2 separate regions of the Mus musculus genome follow, and region 2 is linked to region 1. Evidence: chromatin loops called from intact Hi-C (ENCODE). Cell type or tissue: heart. All regions are shown on one strand. Links, peaks and the distances in the headings refer to the core of each region. The heading gives the core; the rest is flanking DNA.

Region 1 (7,172 bases), core at 1,742-4,241:
TGGTATTTATCATGGTAGTATGAGTCCGGACGGGAGCCCTTCCCATGCCAGCAGGTATGTGCATGCTTACGGCTTATCTTGGGCGGTAGCTGTGATTCCACAGATGTGCACATGTGACTGAAATGTGCTTGATTAAGTCATTAAAGATGCTTGTTAGAAAAGTTATAACAGAATGAAGGAGAAGGTAAAGAATAGGAGATGCAGAAACATGATAGGAGGAAAAAGAAGGCTGCATGGAATTTTTTTTTTTTTTGGTCACTATGATGAAATGCCTGAGATAGGTGACTTAAAGAAGAAGAAAGGTTATTAGGGCTCATGGCTTCAGTGTATGACCCCCTGGATCCCTTACTGGGCCTATGACCATACAGAAACGTTGTGGCAAAAGAGTATAGTGGACAAAGGAAAGTTGTGTGCCCTGTGCAGTCAAGAAATAAAGACACTGAGACATGAAGAGGCCCTTCAAAGACACATATCCCAGGGGCCCTCTTAGCCCAACTAGGCCCCATCTTTCAGTTTCTACCACTTCCCAGTACTCCAATTGTGGATCCATTAATGGATCCATCCATCTGTTACATAAGAACACTCAGGACCAACCACTTACCTAAGTCTCACCTCCAAGTATTGTACGAAGGACCAGGCCTTCAGCATAGCTGGGGGTGAGGGGGCGTGGACACTTCACATCCAAACCACCACAGTAAGGAATGCATCTTCTGAGGCCAGAATGAGAAAAGTCTCAGGGCTGTCTGTGGAGAGTCCTGGTCCCTAGTCTAATCACCCCTACGTTGTTAGAGCTGGAAGAAGCTCTATGCCTCCTTTGTCCAACCACCTCCACCTTCCCTTCCTCCCCAACTCGGCAGATATGACAGTGGGCAGAGCATCCATAGTGGCTGCCATCTTGCAGAGGTCATGGTGCTGTCAACAGTGCCAGATAGCAAATGCTTGGCACACCACCCTCTGTCCCATTCTGCTGCCATATCTCCCTCCTGGTCTTCACTGTTATCACCGGATCCTGAAACCCAAGTCTGGGTTTCTTTCACCTGTGTGTGTTGATGTAATGACTCTGTCATGGGCTCTTATGATCTGCATTCAAAAGTTCCTAGAGAAAGGCTGCCGATGCCACGGCTCTGAGGAGGCCAGGAGACAATGACTGCTCTCCTTCTGCTAGGTCTTCTGGTTATGCTGTTGAGACCATTAAAGAGGTCCTGTGACTTAGGAGTGAGTAAGGTAGAACCACATGGCTCTTTCTGCCGCTGAGTGGCTGACTGGGAGAATCTGTGTGAGGCCACACACAGCTCAGCTCTGCATAGAGTCTGCTGCCATTGTTTCTAATTCCCTTTCCATCTTCCTGCTTTTTATTTTGAACCTTGGCATCTGTAGGTTTTCCTGTATTTTTTTCTTTTTTAGATTATAAGATCTAGCACCAGTTTGGGGAATGCAGTTGGTTCTCCATATCCATGAGTCTCCATCCATAGGCTCAACCAACCCCAGATGGAAAGTATTTAAAGTAACAATTGTATTTTTACTTAACACAGACCCTAACCCCCTCCCTTTGTTGCTCCTTAAATAATCCAGCAGCTATTTATAGATCATTCACATTGTATGACAACCTGGGAACTATTTAAGGGATAGATATGTTTTATACAAATATTATATCGTGTTGTAGGAAGAAGGATTTAAGCATCTTAAGCTCTGGTGTCTCACAGGTAACAAAAGACAATTATATATAATACCAGATTAGGATTCCTTTTCAAGCTATCTGAAAAATCTGCCTCAGGCCGGGCATGGTGGCACAAGCCTTTGATCCCAGCACTTGGGAGGCAGAGGCAGGCGGATTTCTGAGTTCGAGGCCAGCCTGGACTATAAAGAGAAACCCTGTCTTGAAAAACAAAACAAAACAAAACAAAAAAAGTCTGTTTCTCTTCCTACCTCTTACCCCAAACCTTTGAGGAGAACATTAGGGTTGCCAAGGTACGCCTTGGGTGAAAGTTGTAAGCGCCTGAGGCAGATCTGAGCCCACTCTTCCTGTAGCCCTTTGCTCCCTACAGAGGTTTTGTGGGCCCTGGGAACTTCTCCTGAATCTTCTATACCCAAAGGGCTATCTGCATCTCTCCACAGGGACAAAGAAGGATAGAGGTCCTGGGAGCTTCTCTGTCCCCCTGCTAATCATTCCTTTCAGGGACGGGGGGACATGCTTCAAGGGAAGAAAGACCACCTCTTCACTTTGCCTAGCAGATCAGCAGTTTGGCAGCATCCCTGGGTCTTGCACATAGTCCTGTGTTGGCAGCCTACTTCATTTGCACAGCTACCTCCATCCAGGGAGCAGCTCAAAGTGTCAGTTTCTGCCCAGGATTATGGCATGTGCCATCACAGCCTCAGGTCTAAACAGCTCACTTTAACCTGCTAAACTCGGAGGAGGAATAGGGGGATGCCTTCTCCATGCTAAATGTGTGGAGACGTGGGCCACTACTGGCTGCTCAGAAGAATCTGTGCAAGGCCACACACATCTTAGCTCTGCAGAGCTATGCTGTTGCCCTATGAGGTACACTCACAGGACCTCAAAGATGGTTCCGAGTAATGCCAGGCTCTCCACCTACCTGGCCCCTTAAAAGATAAGAGGTAGAGTATATAACAGTTGCCAGATACTAGAATCATCTCAGTAGATGCTAAACCAATCCCTTGAGGCAGATGTGTGTTCTTATTCAAAGACTTCCATTTAAATCCCAGCGATTATTTAACTTCCTTGGGGGCAGTAGACAAAAGCAGGTTTTCTGCCAAGTCCAATAGATTGCGAAATGTCTGCTGCTGCCATTCTCCCAGCCGCCCTAGAGGTAAAGAACATGTAAAGTGTAACAGAGCAGGGTGTCAGAAAAAGATAGTGTGCTCCTCCCAGAGGCCCTGGGTTCTTATAGGGCTGAGCAACATCCGGGAACCAGTTCTCACACCACAGGATCCTGGGCACCCACCCCAGATCTCAGAGGATAACTAACACCTTTCAGTTCCTGCTGTGTGTCCTGTTTACACTCAGGCAGCCAGCGATCCAGCCTGCTGCTGGTTCCTAACCTTGTCCCCAACTGTCTGAGTGCTCGTCCATGCAAGAGGAAGAGGAGCATTCATCAGCAGGTTTCTCCTGGCATCCAGCCATTCTTCCTCTTTATCTAACCAGAGTAGGAAAGCCATAGGCTTGGTTTTGCCTTTATCCCTGGGGTTTGAAGGATGGGAGGGTTTCCAGCGTCCAACTATAAAGAATAATAAAAATGTAAAAATCTTACTATTCTAGATCTAGGACACTTGTCACAAAACTTTAAGGCATTGTCCGGAAGTGTAGTCACCTCATGGAGAGGATGCCGGATGCTTCCACAGAAACAGGCAGTTAGCCTGTATCCTAGTAGGAGCTTGGGTGTCTGTGTTGTGAAAGCCGACCTGCCGGTGTGCTGGATAGTTTTTTGTCAACCTGATGCAAGTCAGGGTTCTCTTGGGAAGGGGAGCTTCCGGCAAGTCTGTGGGGACATTTCCTGATTGATTAGGAGGTGCCCAACACACTGGTAATATCACCCCTGAGCAGGTGGACTGCGGTTCTATAAAAACAAGTTGAGCAAGCAGGCCACGGAGAGTACAGCCAGGAAGCAGCCTTCCTCTATAGCCACTGCTTCAGTTCCTACTTCCAGGTCCCCCTGCCTTGGTTTCCATCCTGATAGACTGTGATAAGGATGTGTGAGCGGAATAAACATTTCCTTCCTCAGCTTGTTTAGTCCTTGTCTGTTTGGTTGTTTTGCCTTGCTTTTAGAAACAGGTTCTCTCTAGATAGCCCTGGCTGACCTGGAACTTACTGTGCAGACCAGGCTAGCCTCATCCGTGCAGAGATCCTCCTGAGTGCTGGGATAGAAGGCACATAGCACTGCAGCAAGCTTTTAGTCCTTTTTTTAAATCACAGCAAGAAAAAAAGGCATGCTAGAACAGCCAGGGTGATTTCGATGCTCCTTTACTCTGTGTATGTTGTGTGTGTGTGTGTGTGTGTGTGTGTGTGTGCGCGCGCACGCCCGCACCCATGTTTTCGTTTTCTTTGAGTCAAACACAAATTGACAGAGGACGTCTTGGAGGCCATCCCACATGGACTTAAACACCAGCTCCACCCTGAGAAAAGCTGTGTGTTCTGGGCAAGCCATTACATGTTTAAATCCCTGTTCCCTTTCTGCACAGCGAGACTCGAGACTTGGGAAGTGCCTCTGAGGATGTCACAAAGCTTAAAGGAGGCAGTTAAGCCCCTGAGCAGTGTGGCTGGCTAGAGGGAGCAGTGGGGAGACTACTTCTCTCTTTGTCATGCATGAGCACGTGTGTCATCATTCCACATGGGAGGATAGCATGCTGTCACACGTGCTTCTGATCTGCCTGCTCTCCGAGTAGCAGGCTGGGAGACCCTTTCCCACCAGAAGTTCATCTCAGTGCCATAGAATATTCTATCTCATGGCTACTTTGTAATTTACTCACTGGTTACAACCTTCATTTTATTTTTAAAAAAATTCTTTCTTACAGATGGTCCAACAGAGTAGACAACACCGAAGAGAAATGGACTCATGTGTGGCCTAATAACTTATTTCCTTAGACAGACAAACAGTGCAATATATTCACAATTACTGTTACAGACGGTTGTCCTAGGCCTGGAGTGTAGCTCAACTGATATACTGCTTGCCTAGAGTGAATGTTTTTCACATACCTTGGGGTTAAAAATGGCATCAAGCAGGTAACAAACGAGCACTGCTGACTTTGGATGCCAGATCACTAAAAGTTTGTAAGGTCTGTTACAACCTGTGAGTTGGTTTTGGCTTCTGTGTTCTGCGGACAGTCAAGCAGTTGGATGGTTCAAGCCTCGTGGAACGTTCTACTCCCTACGGAAGTGGCTAGGCTGAGGAGATAAAGGGAACACATCACAGTCTTTCCTTAGCTCAACTCTTCAGCCCAGATCCCATCCCTGGCCTCCGTGTCTAGTGGCCTTTCTAGGAAGTGTGCCAGGCTCCTGGGTGCTCCTTGTGGCTTTACATTGTATTACCACACCTGACATTGACAGTGACCCCACACGTGTGGACCATAAACTTCACACACTCTCTGGGTCAGAGCTTGTGGCTGGCCTCAGCAGGTTGATTTCCATCAGCTGCTGCTGGTACCCGGGTGGGTAATTCCTGGGCCTCTCGTGTATCCTCTTAGGAGAGCTCAGCGGAGGACCTTCTGAAGTTAACATCGAAGAGCTTACCTGACCTGACTAGTTCAGTGGAGGACATATCCTCCTGGACTGACAACGAAGACCAGGAGGCAGCCAGGGATGATGAAGAGGGGACAGGCTCAGCTGCTGTCCGGGGCACGGTAAGTGAGCCTCTGGCTGCTTCCAGCGCTAGGATGATGCCTTTCTGAAGACGTGAGTGACAGAATCAGAGAAGAATGTGGCGCCTTCCTTTTTTATATCTTTCTCAGCACATTCTGGAAACTTCTGAAAGGGAGATGCGTTTCATTTAAGAAAGTTGAAACTGGAAACCACAGGCTGTGGGGTTGTGTGCATATATATCAGTCTCTAGAACGCTCTTTCGTGTGCACGAAGACACGCTTACTGCTTCTTAAGGATGCTTGAAAACAACTCAGGGTTTCAATTCAGACTTCCAGACTTCTGCTTGAATGTGGAAGAAACCACGCAGGCAGATTAGTGGTAGAGTCCATCTTTGAATTTGAACCATACCAGGTCATCCGAGTAGCTTACAACGCTTCTCTGCACAAGGGGTCAATCTGCTGTGTCACACCGGCACACACAGGAAGGTGTCCTACTACAAGGAGAAAATACGGGCTCCTGATCTATTTCTATCTGCTCTTGCACCAACCTTCTTTCTCTGCCGTTCAGAAGCTAGTACTCCTCTCTCTGCGCCTTGAACTTAGGTAGCACGGTTAAGCTTTGGGAACTGACCTACCTCTGTCGAGCCCGGGGACTTGAGAAGCAAAGCAAACATCTGCATTCTTCATCAGTTACTGGGACATTGCTACCTTTGAGGGAAGAGGGGAAAGTTGCTTTTCCATCAGAGGACAGCTTTCTCAGGAGGCCCCACCCAAGCAAGTGGGTAAGCCTACCATGAAGGACCCGGGGGCAGGGGCGCGGGGTTGGTGGGCAGGTTAAACAACCCTGTGGCTGTACCCTTTCTCTACACGGAATGGTGGCTTTTGGTGGCTTTCCTTTGGCTTTCAGCAAGAGTGGAAACTGAACTAATAATTTCCCCAGCCTTCACATGCCCTCTGCCTGCCTCTCAGACCTCTCTTTGCACCAAGCTCACTACTGACTCTAAGCAACTGCTCCGCTTCCTAACCACAGCACAGCCCCGCATGGTGGCTTCCTGTTTTCCGGCCTCAGAACCTTTGCAGCCGCTCTTCTGTCTGTGGAAACCTCTGTCTGCAACTGGGGCTCATCTTCGAGACCTTGTAATCTGACTTCCTCAGAGGAACTACTACATTGTACTGACCGCTCCCAACCCCCCACTCCCCACCCCCCAACCCCCCACCCCCGGCTCACCCTGGCTGTCCATGTTCATCCTCTGTGAACTGCTGGCCCCAGATATGTTTGGTCTTTCTCCCAAGGTGCCATCAGCTGCATGAGGCAAGGGATCCTCACAACTGCTCTGGCCTGTCTGTAGACCATGCATCTCATTTTTGAGCTCTGAAACATTAAATAAAGCTTTAACGGGAATCTGGGGCTGTGGCTCCATTGGCAGATTGCTGGCCTACCACGTAAACCAGGCATTGTGCCACACACCTATAATCTCAGCACTGAGGTCAGAAGTTCAAGGTCATCCTGGGGTATATAGTGAATTTGAGGCTATCCTGGGCTACATGAGACCTGCCTCAAAAGCAACACGAAATAAATTACAGTACCAGGGAAAGCCCTGATTAGACAGCAACTGTTCCATCTCCAAGGGGAGAATATGTAGTGTAACTGGCTTCATAGAAGGAATTGGGTCGTGTGCCTTCTGTTTCTGTTTTGTGGTAGGCCCTGATATTTAACAAATCAACCGTAATGATTAAACATCTCAATAGAAATTGGTAAAGGACAAGTGACATGTGAATAGAAACACTAGCTAGCCCAAGGCATCAGGAAAAGTGCCCAGACTCACAGCTGTAGGGAACACAGACTCGAATAAAGTGAA
Region 2 (7,172 bases), core at 1,796-4,295, 110 kb before region 1:
ATACCCCAACTTTCCTAACCTGTGGGTCATGACCTCATCATAACACAATGCAGGGAAGTGGAAAACTTGGAAATAATAAAGGTTTCTTAATACTTAGTGTCCAAAATGAATTCAAAATCAAAGAATTTGAGGAGGTTGCCTGGGTTGCATCTTGCAACTTCAGTGTATCTTTGGTGTTCTCCAATGCTATCCCTTGTCACCCCCACTGTGTGTGTATATATATGAATGTGTGTGTATGTGTGTACGTGTATGTATGTGTATGTATGAGTGTGTATGCATGAATGTATGTATATGTGTGAGTGTATGTGAATATGTATATGTGTGTGGATGTGTGTGTGAATATGTACATGTGTGTGAATGTGTGTGTGTGTGTGTAAATATGTGTGTATGTGTATGTATGTGTGTGTATGAGTGTGTATGCATGAATGTATGTATATGTGTGAGTGTATGTGTGTGGATGTGTGCATGTGTGAATGTATGGGTGTGTGTGTAAATACGTGTGTATGTGTGTGAGTGTGTATGTGTGTGTTCATGCATGTGGATGTCAGAAGGCAACCCCAGGTGTCGATCCTTTGGAGCTGTCCAGCTTGGCTTTTTGAGGAGTCTTTTCCTGGGACCTGTGCTTGCCAATTAGGCTAGACTGGCTGGCCAGCAAACCCAGGAATCCTCCTGTCTCAGTCTGCAGTCCCATCATCCTACCATGTCTGCGGTCTGTTTTTTGTTTTGTTTTTTTACATAGGTGCTGGAGGTCAACTCAGGGCCCCTTTCTTGGACTGAAGGCACATTACACTCACCTGTATTCCCAGCACACTTCATACGACATGGTAACACAAGCACTCTACACTGTGTGTGTGTGTGACACACGAGACAATGACGACTCTGCTGACACACCTCCATCCAGGCTGTTTATGATAAGAACTGCAGTGTTTTGACTCTACAAAGCTTCCTGCTTGTCTATAACCGTAATGGTTCAATTATAGAAAACAGAGCAAATTTTCCTACAATCATTTCTTAGACTATAAGTATCAAATTAATAGTATGTTTTTGGATTAGGTTCTATTAAAATGTTTGATTTTTAAAACGTATCATTTAAGCTGCAAAATTGAGTTTCATGAAAATAAAATTAAATGAATAATGGTTTGGAATTAGGACAGAACTTACAGTAACTTCTGAAATACCCTAAACATACTTCTGCCATCTTAATACTACATTTTTTGCTTTGCTTTTTTTTTTTTTTTTTTGAGACAGGGGTCTCACTACATAGCCTTGGCTGACTGTAGATCAGGCTGGCCACAAACACATAGACCTCTGCCTGCCTCTGCTTCCACACGCTGGGATTAAAGATGTGCTCTCTCCATCTCACCTGGCCCGCTCTTTCTGTGAAACAGTTGCCTCGGCACTGACTATAACGTATCAAACAACTCTGGAAAAAGCTTAGGGTACCCAGTGTCCTGCAAGATTTGATTCTTTCTGTAAAAAGTAAACAAGCTAACCCATCTCATTAGCATACAGATTTGCTTTCACCTTTAATAAAGGCAAAATTATCTGTCCACCAAAGAATTGTTTTCATGAATTCCTTTATGCTGTATTATCAGTAAATGTTTGATTTGTATATCTAAATTATACACCTACATATCCAAGACTGTGGATACACACATATACATATACTTTCTCCAGCTAAAAGGAGTTGCAAGTGGAAAAAAAAAGTTTACAAAGTTTGATTGTCTGGAAGCCAGAGGCTTTTCTGTTAAGGGTGGAAATGCAGGACCCTTTTCTGAAGTCATGAAGTCTTTTGAGGAATTGGCTCACAAAGCTCCTGACACACAGCCTTCCAGGGACCTCCACCAGGTGGTGTTGGCTACAGGGACTCACATTTTGAGATAAACTATCAAAGAAGGAAGGCCACAGTCTGGCTTTCCTACCTGTTTCTGTTTTGCTCTTAACGCAGGTCTTAATGAAGCAGCTGGGGGGGGGGGTCCTAATCCGAGGACTGGTAATTGGTAATTTTGGTAATTACTTACCGTGTGCTCCTGGGCAGATTCTGTGAGTGGGCAGACTTCCAGCCCTGACTTGACATGGGCTGGCCTCTCCTATTCTCTAATTACCCATCCCAGTAGCAGTATTGGTACGGGGATTGCGGCCTTCCTCCATTATAATTAATCGCATCAAATTCCCAAAGATTTGTCCTTTGCGAAGCTCATTTTCTTTCGTGGGCTGCGGGATGTTCAGGAAGAGCTCGATAGCTTGAAGATAGAGGGTGAAGCGGAACTGTACAAGGTTTTGATACAAGTCCAAGGAGCTGGGAGGGTGTGTGCCTGTCGGTGCAAGTCCCAGGAGGGAGGCATAGGGCTGCAGTGAGCTGGTTTGTGCTGGCATTCCTGCATTTAACCCCGGGAGCTCACTCTATCCCTAGCTCTACTCCTACCTGGAGCACCAAGTTGGAGCCCTTCAGAGCCAGGTGAAACGTGTTTTGTTTGAGCAGAAGGTTCCTTAATGGTTTGAGGTTTGGCACAGCAAGAGCTTTTACGTTTCAACAAGTGTTAGGAATGGAAACATAGAACTAAAATACAATTGAAGTTTTGAAAAGCCATGGAATGATGGGGCGGGGCGGAGTGGAGGTCCCCTCAGCCTTCTCCTACTTTTAAAGAAAAGCAAACATTGTTTTCCTAAGCCTTCTTGCATTCTCATTAATTTAAGACAGGAAGCCTTCGGTGGGTGTGACATAAACAAGTTGGCCCTCGTGGGTCGGGCTTCCTCATCAGTTTGCAGCTGGAGAAATGGCTGAGCTGCCCAAGCCCATTCCGGCCTCTCGGGGGATGACTTGTTGACTGAGCCCTGCAGAAGGTGGGAGGGGCAGGCGAGCGGAGAAGGTATAAAGGAAATGCTTTAGCCGTGCAGTCACTGGCGATTGTAATTCAGGGGTGGTGAGTTTGGTTATTCCAACAGAAGGAATCTGATTTGGAGTTTCTGGAAAGTTCCCGGACATCCCGCCGGGTAGGATAGTTGTGATTTTAGTTGGGAGGGTGTGGTGGTTCATGCGCCCCCCACAAGAAGCCAGGCTTCTGCTGATGGTGAAGAGGAGCAGTCATGAAATGAATGATGTCAGGAGATGCAGCTTCTTAGCTTGTAGGAGAACTCCAGCCAGAGTGGGGGTATCTGGATGGTAAGGAGTGGGGGAGCGGTTAACCCCCTTTCACCGCAGGAAGCTCCCGCGCTCTAGATGTAAACAAAAGTGTCTGAAAGAGAAGCCCCAAACTCCGTGCAACCCTCCGGGCGCGGTTTCCTTTTCCCTGCAGAGGACGGGGTGAAGGGGAAAGGACTCTGGAATGCCGTGGAGTTTTGACAAGTGAGAGTCGGGCTAGGATTGCATTACAGCCTTTTCATAACCCCCTCCACCCGCCGAGCAGGGAGGGCTCCTCCCGCACATCCGTAGCCCGCGGAGAGGAGCATTGGAGAAGTCCTGCAGGAGCAGAGGCTTGGGACTGCAGGACAGCCCGGGGGACCTGGGGAGGGCAGTGTCCCCCGCAAAGCCTGCCTCGCCCCGCCTCGCCTCGCCCTGCCCTGTGCCGGGGGCTGCTAGCAGGTGCTCGGGCTAATGACAGGTCTCACTCAGCTCAGCTTCAACGGATTACCCGGAGGCCAGCTGCTCCTGTCCCCAAGGCTCCCGGAGGAGCTGAGGGAAGAGATCTGAGAGAAAGCTTCTAGAGGTGACTTCGAAACTGGAGGTAAGAATCTAACGGGGAAAAAAAAGAAAAAGAAAAAGCCCAGGCCTTTCGACCTGAGGTGCATACGGAGGCTGGATCTACCAATGTGAGAATTTAACCACAGCCTCCCAGAAATGAGCGGCTACCTGACAGCTTGTGACTTTCTATTTGGGGGTTTGCATGCCTGGGAAGTCAAAAAAAAAAAAAAAAGTGGTTTGTATTCACTGGGAGGAGCGATTTGGAACTGGTTTGTCAATAACTGGATGTAAAGAGGCAACCTGTGAGTGTCTCTGTGTGTCTATGTGTGTGTATTGCGGTGGAAGCAGTCCTTCGGTCCTTGGACCTTTCTCCTGGCTTTTGGTTAGCTTCTGGTTAGCTTTGTTAGCCAAAGGTTTCCTCTCCCAAAGGGAGAGTTTCGATGTTTCCACATACAAGGCTGTCATCTCCTCTGGGGATAGGTCTTTGCCCCAAATTACTAAACAGTGTGCTTGAACAACAACCCTATTCACTGATTATGCAAACTTTTTTGACTAGATTACCCAGAAGTTAAAAAAATAATAATAATGAAGAATGCTTAAAAAGAGGATAGTTTTGGTTTTTGTTTTTTTTTTTTTTTTTTTTTTTTTTTTAGTTTTTGGGATTTTTTGTTTTTTGTTTTTCTATTTTTTGGATGTTTGTCCCTCCTTCCTTCCTTCCTTCCTTCCTTTCTTTTTCTTTTTTCCTTCTTTCTTTCTTCCTTTTTGAATCAGGGACTCCCTCAGTATGTAGCCCAGGCTGCCCTTGGACTTGTGAACCTCCTACCTAAGTCTCCAGTTCTGGGTTATAGTTGTGAACTGTCTCTGGTCCTAGTTCAGTGGGTAGCTTAGAAGTAGAAAGAGTGAAGTGACTTCAAGTGACAAGAATAGAAAATGGAGAGAAGTGTTTCTTTTTTTTAAGGTTTATTTACATATTTTATGTATATGAGTGCTCTGTCTTCATGCACACCAGAAGAGAGCATCAGATTCCGCCACAGATGGTTGTGAGCCACCATGTGGGTGCTGGGAATTGAACTCAGGACCTCTGCAAAAGTAGCCAGGGCTCTTAACCATTGAGCCATCTCTCCAGCCCCAGAGAGAAAAGTTCCTGAGAATATAAACATCTTTTTTCTTTCTATAAACTAGGTCTAGCTGAATATGACAGGGAGCATAATCTATATAAAATACAGTGCTATAACTGTTTTTGCATAAACTCACGTTATAGGTGAATTTCAAAGTAACTTGGGATGCAAAATTCTCAGCTCTCCAGTAATACCTCCACTCTCTCTAGGAAGTACTGTGGGACCCCCCCCAGGTGACGTTCAGAGTTTTGTAGAAGGAGGCTCCCTTGGGTTCTATAGGAAAGAGTTAGCCAGGCAGTGGGGGGTACACACCTTTGATCCCAGTACTTGAGAGGCAGGTGGATCTCAGAGTTAGGGGCCAACCTGATCTACAGAGCAAGTTCCAGGACTACTCGGGCTACACAGAGAAACCTTGTCTTACTGCCCCTTCCTTCTCCCCCACACATACATTCCCCCTCCCCCCACCAAAAAAAAAAAAAAAAAAAAAAAAAGAGTTCCTAGACGGACCATAGCCAGAACCTGAAATAGGATACCAAAGAGTTGTTGAAGGGAGGTGGGGGTTCCCTGTTCCTCCTGTCTCCTGGGACGTGCTTTTCAGCCCTGCCTTTGCTGAGCTGTTATTTCTCCAGGGCCGTGGCCTGGCTCGTGGCCTGCCGCCTTCTTCAGTGGGTGCTCGGGGTGTTGGTTGGACTCTTCTGATTCTTGGGAAGCTTCGATTCTTATCCTGACATCCTATTGGAAGCCTGAGGTATCCTTCTTTATGGAAGCGCAGTCACAAATAATTTTAAGTCACCTATTGATTGGGACTGGGGGTCACCTTGGCTGGCCTCAAACTTGCTGTATAGGACCAGACTGGCTTCAGCCAAGTGCTGGTATTAAAGGCATACACCCACCATGCTCAGCCCAAGAGTCACTTATCTTTGTAAGACCTCTAACAAGAGACAGCAGTCATTCCCTTACCCCTCAGCAGCCCCAAGGGCAGCCATTTGAACATTGCCTATTCATTTTTCAATGGTTAAGTGCATCCTGCCCGGTGGATGGTGCTTACTGAGCCTACCCGTTCTGATTGCACTCAGGGTTTGCTATCGTCCAGCCAAGCTGGGTGCATCAAGCAGCAAGAGCCGCTTGCCAGCAGTTGTGATGAGGTAAAGAGGGGCAGGGATGTCTCAAGTTCAGGAGAAGGAGCTAAACCCTCAAAGACAGTCATCACAACTGTCCCTGTGTCACCGTACTGGGAACACGTTCTTCCTCTTGTTCATGGGACATCCTTTATCATCTGAGCCCCCCCCCCCCCAAGCCTTGCCTTTTATATTCTGTTCCATAAGTGCCCAAAACCATGCACATGACATCAGTGTCTTGAGAGCCTCCATGCCTGACTGACAGGTTGAACTAGGGTTGAACTTGGCTACAGCGGAAATCTCTTCCATTTGAATCAGGTAAAACACAAAACAAAACAATGATGCTCTTCCTACTCTCAGGGCCCTGCTCAGAGGTTAGCTTTTTAAATCTAAAAATCCCCTTCGTCTCTTCTGCATCACCATTAATTTGAAGGAAGTTTTTATGGACTGAATCATTAAACTCTTACCTATTCTATTACATTTCCTGTTTCCCTTTTAAAAGTTCTACTTCCTGGGAAATGTCCCCATCCTCTCCTCTGAGATGCTATATCCCAGTTATATGTCTGCCAGTCAGATCTCTAAATCCCAAGAGCTCCTTAGGGTTCTTATAAATTGTCTTATAATCTCCTGCTATTGTTTCAGGGATAAAAAGCATCTCTACTTTGCAGTCCTCAAGACTGTCTTTGAAGTCCCCCTCTCCTCCCTGTATTGTTTCTGTTTCCTCTGATTTCCCCCTGGCTGTTTGTTTTGATTTTTTTAATCTCTTCCATGGTAAAGGCTTTCCTAACCTGCTTGATGATCCTTGACCCATTCCTGAAAGGCTAATTGGAAAGTCTGAAACGGATAGGTTTCCTTTTTATGAAGGAGACCCAGGGCAGCATCTCTGAGCACGCAATGCCTGGCACACAGCACACTTTTCATATGTGTCTGCACAGCAACTGAATGGCAGAGGATCTTGCCAAGGCCAGGTGGCGGCCACTGGTCTTTGGTTTTGGTGTTTTGGTTTTGGATGGCGTTTTATTGAGCACACTTTTTTTTTTTTAATTTATTTAGTGGATACGGCAGTGACTGTTGAGTAACTTGCAAGTGCCTTCCAGGGCCTCCACTGAAGACTGACTGGCTGGTGATGTCAATGGAGAACTCCCATCAGCAGACGTAGTTTCCTCCCTGGGACAACTGCCCAGATGGAGACAAGCCTCTGTGGGAGGGGACTCTCTTGGAGTGAGATCCCGAAGGGCAATATGGGAAAGAAAT

What was found. A loop is a pair of places that touch in the nucleus more often than their neighbours do. Peaks named below come from ENCODE experiments on the same cell type or tissue, not always from the same donor. Only the 100,000 strongest peaks of a DNase experiment are listed, where the experiment ranks them.
Region 2: it touches region 1 in a loop (1.9-fold over the local background); 3 of 42 quality-filtered maps call a loop at or near these places.

The regions. Positions count from the first base shown.
Region 1 is chr15:12,435,287-12,442,458 of GRCm38, reverse strand. Pdzd2 (PDZ domain containing 2) reads left to right here. Exons shown (of 26, transcript NM_001081064.2): 7 at 5,200-5,355. Among named protein-coding and RNA genes, the nearest start is that of Gm52211, 53 kb to the left of the region's middle. In heart, for the core only: no CTCF peak of the experiment used is centred there; a DNase peak (open chromatin) is centred at 2,988.
Region 2 is chr15:12,545,789-12,552,960 of GRCm38, reverse strand. The region is part of intron 3 of Pdzd2 (PDZ domain containing 2); the gene reads left to right. Among named protein-coding and RNA genes, the nearest start is that of Gm52211, 57 kb to the right of the region's middle. In heart, for the core only: CTCF peaks have their summits at 1,842 and 2,789; DNase peaks (open chromatin) are centred at 2,400, 2,810, 3,450 and 4,080; H3K4me3 peaks cover 1,755 bases; H3K27ac peaks cover 1,184 bases.